Regions from separate parts of the Homo sapiens genome. Here region 1 is linked to region 2. Evidence: read pairs that join two places in POLR2A ChIA-PET (ENCODE). Cell type or tissue: Panc1. All regions are shown on one strand. Links, peaks and the distances in the headings refer to the core of each region. The heading gives the core; the rest is flanking DNA. Region 1 has its middle 270 kb from the start of TANK-AS1. Region 2 overlaps PLA2R1 (phospholipase A2 receptor 1).

Evidence for each region. Peaks named below come from ENCODE experiments on the same cell type or tissue, not always from the same donor. Only the 100,000 strongest peaks of a DNase experiment are listed, where the experiment ranks them.
Region 1: POLR2A ChIA-PET joins it to region 2 with 11 read pairs; 2 of 35 experiments call an interaction of 5 or more read pairs at or near these places.

Annotation. Positions count from the first base shown.
Region 1 is chr2:160,890,957-160,895,357 of GRCh38, forward strand. No RefSeq gene overlaps it. Among named protein-coding and RNA genes, the nearest start is that of TANK-AS1, 270 kb to the right of the region's middle. In Panc1, for the core only: no CTCF peak of the experiment used is centred there; no DNase peak of the experiment used is centred there.
Region 2 is chr2:159,956,626-159,961,026 of GRCh38, forward strand. It overlaps PLA2R1 (phospholipase A2 receptor 1), which reads right to left. Exons shown (of 30, transcript NM_007366.5): 21 at 1-2. Among named protein-coding and RNA genes, the nearest start is that of LY75-CD302, 54 kb to the left of the region's middle. In Panc1, for the core only: no CTCF peak of the experiment used is centred there; no DNase peak of the experiment used is centred there; H3K27ac peaks cover 1,811 bases.

The sequences.
Region 1 (4,401 bases), core at 249-4,248, 930 kb after region 2:
TGAGGCCTGAAAGAAAAAATGCAGGAAAAAGCATTTGTTTCTAGGCTGCAGAAAGTACTCAGCAAATGCTAGCCATTACTACTACTATTATTATTTTACTAACTTTTCTTGGCCCCCTTTTTTCTCATCTATAGTAATAAGCTGGCATACATTTCAAATGAGCTGGCATACAGCTCTAACAAGCTTTTAGATGAGATTACTCAAGAAGCTGCACGTGATATCTAAAGAGGACCTAATCTCCAAGTCCAGATCACATGAGGTCACCTTGTAATATTTAAGATGAAGCCAAAACACAACCTAAATACATACAACCATAAGTGAAATTTAATGGTGTGCATTAGGAGGAATTATAGTGCCACTGGGCCTATTACTACAGGAGGAAAATGGTTAACAAAGAGAATTCTCATAACACCTGAGTTTCTAAGACTCTCTAAAAGCAAATGAGTCTGTACTCCAACTGTAGACTCAGTTGCTATGTAAACTGTTCTTCATAAGGCATTTAAAGACTTAGCGCAAGTGGCTTGAGGTTTAATCTTTTAATTCCATTGCGCCATACGTTCCTTGTAGGTTCAGTGAACAAGGAATTCAGATATAATATTAGAAACCCATTTTCAGGAAAGGGCTTAGGGATGGAAAAAAATGTGCCGAATTTTAGTGCACAAAAGAGACTCCAGACTAATCTCTAGATTTACTTGGTCTAACGGTAATTCTCGTGCAGGGATCCTGCTGCAGAGACACATGCTTACCCAGTAAATTGTCTAGGGTGCACCTCCCTACCATTCACCCTCCTCCCTGAACAGCACCACCAAAGGCTGTCTTTATTAAAGGGCTTGTATTGATGGAATCTGTTTACAGACATGCCAATTTGGGTCATTTCCTCCCTGATAAAAGGCCCAATTCACTGTGAAACAGTATGTGCCACTTATGAACTTGGGGACATTTGCACTTTAGAATAGTAGAAATAGTCAGATGTCCACATTATAAAACACAGGGTGCATGTTGGAACCACTTGTCACCTAGCCAAGCAGAATGAAGGCCACTGGCTCTCCAGAGGTGGCCCTGCCACCTCAGACACACATACAGGGCCCTGGCTGTGATGCTGCTCCATGCCTGGTGAAAACCAGACACACACACACACACACACACACACACACACACACACACACAGTTTAAGTAAGTATTTGATGGGATCTTGAAGACGAATGGCATGAGGACTAATTAAAGTCATAGATCCCATGAGAGCAAATAGGCATGTTTGGATGACATTTAGGAACCATCTCCCATATTGAATATATGTACATTAGCGGCCCTGTAAAAGATAGAGAAATACAGTGTTGGGAAAAACAAATCACGATTCATCCAGCCTGAATAACCAGAGCTCGTTTACATATATGAGATTTCATTTTATTTTTTACGAGTCACTTGAGGGCCAGGCACATTTTATATTCGCGCTTTGAGGAAGTGCTGAACATGCTCTTCTTCCTCTTTCCCTCCTCCCCTCAAGAACTTGATGAGTGGGCAAACATTTGGGATACTCCTTGGCACTTTTCTAAAATCACTTATCAGAATTCTCTTCAGTTTTTAATTATTGGTTCCTTTAACTCTTTCACGGCTCTTAGGCCAGGATTTCAGAAGCTGGGAGCCATGAGCAAAGTGGTTGGGACAGGGAGGCTGTATGGAGATTTTGGCCTACACACAGTGTCCCAAATTTCTAGTTTGGACAAAGAAGATAATTCTATGTACCTAAATTTTTCTATCTGTAAAACCCAGACAATGATCATCCCCTCAAAGGAGTATTGTAAGGATTAATAAAACATTCAAAAATCTCTTGGCATTTCTAGACAATAAATTTCACTATTATTTTACATTATCATAAATATTGTTTTATTTTGACCACGTCACTGTCAAGGACTTTTCTTCTTTACCATCTAGCTCTAGGTATAATAGGATTTTTTTTTTTTTTTTTTTTTTTTAAAGGAAAACTCATCTGAAATTTCAGTCAGAGAGAAAAGCACAAGAAAAACATTTTTGGTATATAGTAAAGCAATTTTACTATGAATGTCATCAGGATATAAAGGAGAAAGACAAATTGTGGCATGTTTCATCACATCAAGATAATTAAGCCAATTTTCACTGATGCTTATGAAAGTGTGACACTGAAGCAAGAAAACTCTTTTAAAGTTTTCTATTGGAACCTTTATTATATGTATTCCATTATGATAAGAAATTGGATTTTTCTTCTTCTTTTTTCCACACTGATGTTCAGACCTACATAATTTTGGTGAGTGAGCATGCTAGGGTTGCCAGGGTTAGCAAATGAAAATACAGGATGCCCAATTAAATTTGAATTTCAGGTAAATAATAAACAATTTTAGTATAAGTGTGTCCCACATAACAGTTGGGACATAAGCTGAAAAATCATTCTCATTTATGTGCAATTCGAACCTAACTAGGCATCTTGTATTTCATCTGCCAACCTAAGCATGCTGGCGTTTTCTAATAGATCTGTGGGAGAGATGGGTTAGATGGGTTTGTCAGACCTACAAGGACTGGGGCTGGATGCCTCCTGAGAAACACAATTCACAGCACCTAAGGGCTGTAGTTACCCCTAGTGAAGCCTGACCTCACATCAATACACAAAATATTGGAATCAGTCGGAGAGGGGGTGGTGGGGGCTGGGAGGAAGCGCAGGCCTGCTGGAGTTCCTGCCCCGGCTCTGCACTCACGCCCAATAAGGGACATCGCACAGCGTTCCAGGGGCCTGTGTGGGGCTGATGCTGGGGTCCAGGGAGCAGCAGCCCAGGGACTCACCTGGGAATTCTGGCCCTGGGCAGCAAACCAACCCAGACCTCACTTGCCAGATGGATTCTCACAGACATGGAAAGCTTAGCTCTTGCAGCTAGATGGAGCTAGGGCAGGCCAAGCGGGATGATGTTCAAATGTTCTCATACTTTAAACTTCATTGAGAGATTATGATTATCCCGATATTATGTTTCATATTTCTGCAGTATAAAACCAAGATTAAAAGCACTGGTTTTCAAGTCAAATTGACCTCGGTTTGAATCCCGGTTTCCTCTTCTAGCTACAAAACTGAGCAAGTTGTATGAACTCTGAATACGAGTTTCTCATCTGTAAATAAAGGTAATACTACTATTTCACAGAGATGCTAGAAGATTAAACAAAGTCATTTCTAAAATTCTTAATACAGTTGTCTGCCATAGAGTAAGCTCTCAGTAAATAGTGCCTATGTGCTATTCTAAGCTTTTATAAGGGTGAAATTCCTAATCTGAACTGAATATTACACAAGAAGCCCTGTTCTTGTTGGACTTAATGGTATTCATTGACAACCTTTGATGAAAAATCCATAGCAAGTGTTAGATTGACCTTTAATCATTACTGTCCTATTAGGCCAAAGAAGCCATTAGAGTGTGATGATTAAACTTCCTGTTACATAAGCTGTAACACCATCTTTATTGACAAGAGAAACTTTTCTCATTAACTGAATGCATAAGCTCTGAATGAAGAAAACCCTTCAGCTCAAAACAGGTATTTTCATTGATCAAACTGAGTTATTTCACTGATTCTTCAATAATATATTTCCATATGTGAATGCTTCCTGCCCATATTATTACTGTCACTTTCTCCACATTTATTGGGTTTTGAGTGTCAGCACATGTAGAGCAATGGTGCTCACCCAGCCTATATGTGAACATCATGTAAGGGACTTTGTAAAAAAAATACCTAGAAAGGGCTCCACCCCAGACCAATTGAATTAGAATCTTGAGGTAAGGCATGAACATCAGTATAACTGTAACAAGAGGCCACTTTGAAAATGTTAAGCGGAGGAGAGAAAATGGGCTTTGAGTCACATCAAGTTGAGTTTCAACCCAGATCTCTGTATTCACTAGCTGTGTTACATTATACAATTTACTAATTTATCACAGTATCAGTTCCCTTTATTAGAAAAATTGACATACTTATTCTCTTAAGGATCCATAGAAGTACTACAGAAATGGAAGTTATTTTTCTAGGGTATACGTAAAAGAAGATGGTCTTGTTTAGACATTCCTAGCCAACCAGAGCATTTCTTTTTTTTATGCAAGATTACCAAATCATAGCATGATAGTTTTAATCTTTTTCAGCATTTGTCTTTCTTGACTGTTCATTTATTTTATTTTATTATTTACTTATTTATTTTTGAGGCAGGATCTTGCTCTGTTGCCCAGGCTGGAGTGCAGTGGCATGATTATGGCTCACTGCAGCCTCGACCTCCTGGGCTCAAACAATCCTCCCGCCTTAGCCTCCTGAGTAGCTGGGACTACAGGGGCACATCACTATACCTCGTTAATTTTCAATTTTTTTTGTAGAGACAAGGGCCTCTCTATGTTGACCAAACTGGTC
Region 2 (4,401 bases), core at 318-4,317:
CACTATCAAAAAATGTCAAAACAAAACATTCATTTCTGTATCTTTCTAAGTGAATTAAAAATTTCCCAAAGACACTGAATATCAGCTTTGAAAATTCTTTATAATTTTCTTGGGCAGAAAGAACTCATTTTTCTTTCACCTCCTCCAAAGGTGTTACAGTAAAACAAAGAGGAGCAGCTTTTAGGGTGAGTTAATGACTTGCCTGCATTTGCAGCAGGCAGGAACAGAAGCAGGGATGCGTTTTGTCTTGTGAAATGTCAGAACAGTGCCTTCAGCACAATGAAAAGTAGTATTCTTCCTAAAAAGGAGCCACTCTGATTGCAAAGTTTACATGGGCACATTTAATCTAAAAAAAAAAAAACAAAAACATTCTGGGGGTGGCAATGAACAGCTTAGTTCAATTTTATTTACAAACACACTTCCTTACTTTAAGTGAGAGAGAAATAATGGGGAGTCAAACACATCAGGTGTTTAAATTCACTAAATACTTGAGTCAGCCATTTGGTCACTAAGTCTATTGGGAAGAGCCAGAGAAGAAAAATAAATGATCCCAGTGGGACAGAAAGCAAGGGTATGACCAAAGAAACCTGGGAAGAAGTAGAAATGAAGGGGAAGGTTGGCCATCAATGTTAGAGGGAACACAGAAAAGGTTGTGGAATTTGGCAATAAAAGTTGAGTGTTATGCAAGAGAGAATCATGTCTGCATCATGGCAGAGGTTTCTTTTCTTTTCTTTTTAAATTTTTTTTGAGATGGAGTCTTGCTCTGTTGCCCAGGCTGGAGTGCAGTGGTCAGATCTCGGCTCACTGCAACCTCTGCCTCCTGGGTTCAAGTGATTCTCCTACCTCAGTCTCCTGAGTAACTGGGACTACAGGTGCGCACCACCATGCCTGGCTAATTTTTGTATTTTTAGTAGAGATGGGGTTTCACCATGTTGGCCAGGATGGTCTTGATCTCTTGACCTTGTGATCCATCTGCCTTGGCCTCCCAAAGAGTTGGGATTACAGGTGTGAGCCACTGCGCCCTGCCACAGAGGTTTCTTTCTTATGGGATGAGAAATGGAATGATACATACTTGGCAGGACAGGCAGGGTTGAAGATAAGTTTGTTTGTTTTTCCCTGAAAGTTCGATGAAATTTAAGAATGTTGGTAGGAACAGATGGAGTTTGGTGAGAGGAAAAGATAGAAGAGAAAGGTTATAATGGATCAGGCAAAATTCCAGAGAGGTCAGGAGAAACTTTATGCAAAGGATGTTTCATCTGGAACTTGCTGGGGATTCTTCTCTCATAATCAATTCTCTCATCAATGAACACAGATAACCCTAGTCATTGATAGATCAGATCCTAAGATCTCGCCACTACAGGATAATTCTAGGTTAGCGTGGAAACCTACACTTGAAAAAGCATCCTTTCCTACCTTATTTTGAAATGATATCTGATATAGTTTGGATGTCTGTTCCCTCCAACTCTCATGTTGAAATGTAATTCCCAGTGTTGAAGGTGAGGCCTGGTGGGAGGTGATTGGATCATGGGGCAGATCCCTCTTGAAGGCTTAGGACCATCCCCTAGGTGATCAATGAGTTCTCAGTTCATGCGAGATCTGATTGTTTAAAAGTCTGGAACCTCCTCTCACCTCACCCTCTTGTGCTTGCTCTTGCCATGTGACATGCTGGTTCCCTGTTATCTTCTGCCATGATTGTAAGCTCCCTGAGGCCCTCACCAGTAGCAGGTGCCGGCACCATGCTTCTTGTACAGCCTGCAGAACTGTAAGTCAAAATAAACCTATTTTCTTCATCAGTTACCCAGTCTCAGGTATTCCTTTATAGAAATGCAAGACTGGTCTAATACAATATCTTTCCCCATCATTCTTTAATTTCCAAATTTTTCAGTTCTCCACCCCTTCCCCACCATCATACACCCCTTAAAAGCAGAGAGACTAAGTCTTACTCCTCTTTGAACATCACACCAGAGAAGGCCCCTAGTAAACATTTATTAAGCAAAATAAAAGACAACAGACCCTAAAATGGTTGTCAAATGACATTGTCAGTCATTCTAAATTTAGCTCAGTGGTTCTCCAACAGGACAATTTTGCCCCTCAGGGTATATTTTGATAATGCCTGCAGATATTTTTCACTGTTACAGTTGGGGAGGGGATTGCTATTGGCAACTAATGGGTAGAGACAAAGATGCTGCTAACCATTTGCAAAGCACAGGTCAGGTCAGTCTTTCAAAAGAAAGAATTATCTGACCCCAAATGTCAATAGTGTAAGGTAATTCTTTTTAAAACTCAGTCCTGATCATGTCACCCTTTAGTTTAAACCCTTCAGGAATTTTCCACTACTCTTAGGATAAAAACCAGAAACACTGAACTAGCTTGAGGTTGAGTTGCCAACTAAGAGAGAAAATACATTTTCAATTCTTCTGGTCCTTTTTGTCTTGTTTGCTTCACAAATAAACTGAATTGGCTTTCAAGGAGTTTAATTTTATAACAACTATCCTTTTATCTATTTCCTTTCATTTTGCCTCTTTCCTCTAATTACAAATTCTAAAGAGTGGCACATATTAATTATTGGGAAGTCTTATCATTTAATGTGAATTCACCTTGTGTTCAGATAGTTACACTAATGAACCATTCATAAATACCAATGAACCTCATTGGTTCAGTTAGCTCAATAAATCTCTCCAGAAAAACATCTCCTCTGCTTCCTCTATGTTTGCCTCAGCCAGGATTTACTAGCTTGACTACGGAAGTGTGGCCTGCAATTACCACGACTTCATTGTTTCTAAAAATATAACATATTTACTAACACACTCCGAAATTGTGTCATTAATAATTAAGGCAAAGCAGCAAGATGAAGTACAGCATCCTTAATTTAAAATTGTTTACTTACTAATTTGCAAAATGTGATCAAGTTTAATGCATCTCTGATTATTACTGTGAATTAATGGGGTCCTACTGTATTCTAAATGGGTTTTCAATATAAAATTCTTTTTTGTCTCAAAATCATTTCTAGCTCAATATTTGGAAATGAAATTCAGTTCCCTCCAAACTTGGTCCTTTCCCAGTGTTCCTACTCACAATGAATGGCACGGTCTGCATGCACTTATACACATACAATAAGCCTGAAACCTCAGAGGCATCCTTACCTTCCCACTCCATCTCCCCAACAGCCATACCATTTGGACATCTCATTTCCCAAAAAGCCCCCTCACCCATCCCCATTCCCACTGCCTCATGGTCTCTGCCACCACTATCTTAGCCCAACCTACCAGTCTCTTGCCTGCACTACAGCAATAGCTTCCTAACTGCTCTTACCTTTCTCACCCTTGCCCTTCTTCCATATATCCTTGGCACTACATCTAGAGTAACTTTTTAAAATTTGGTCCTGGTCACGTCCTTCTTTAGTTTTAAACCCATCAAGGGTTTCCCACTGCTCTTAGGATAGAGGCCAGAAGTCCAACACGGTATCACCCTTTCCACTTCTTTTGTCTCACCTTTGGCCACTCTAGTTCTCTATGTTTCCTTTAGTTTCTTAAATGTCATACTCCCACCTTGCTGCAGGACCTTAGCACATGCAGCTCCCCCTATTTTTAATGTTCCCTGCCTTTCTGACCACTTCAGTCAGGTCCTCTGGCTATACACTTTTCTAGAACCACATAACTTTCCTTCATCACGTACAGCACAGTTTTAAATTACACAGCCATTTTCCTGATCGATTTACTAATGTTTGTTCTCCCTCTAGTGTGTAAGCACCAAAAGAGAAGGGGCTGTGTCTGTTTTTCCTCACCACTGAATTCCCGACATCGAGATAGTAAATGAATGAATGAATGAAGTGCTCCAATTTGAATAAATTCCAAAAAGAGGTGAGAGTATTTTTAAGAAAAAACTATGTTATGCACAAAATCAAATATTGACTAATCCCAAACTAGACAGTGCAAAGCAGCCATTACCACTCAATCCAGGTCTTGAATAAAAATATGTAAGTAGAAGCACAAGAGTTAATCACACACACACACTTAGAATTTCTTCCTCCCACAGATCTGCTGGGACAAGTATCTTAGATGACTCATTCTTCCTGGGTAAACCCCTGGTCAAACCTCTGTTACATTATCAAACACAGAGAAAACTATTTATGAGACATTAGAAAAGATGCTTAATTTCTGTGTATCTCAGTTTTAAAACCCACTTAATTTGCCAACAAAGTGGGATTTTTTTCCTTAGAAATAACCAATAAAAATTAGTCCTAGGAAATTCACAAACAATAAGCAAAGTTTAATGGGACATAATATATTGGAACTCATTTCAGAATTGTGAAGTAAAGAAGGTCCATCATTGTTATCTCCCAGTTTTCCTTCTGTAGCTTTATTTGTTAATAGGGAAAAACCATCCCACCGCTCTCAGCTA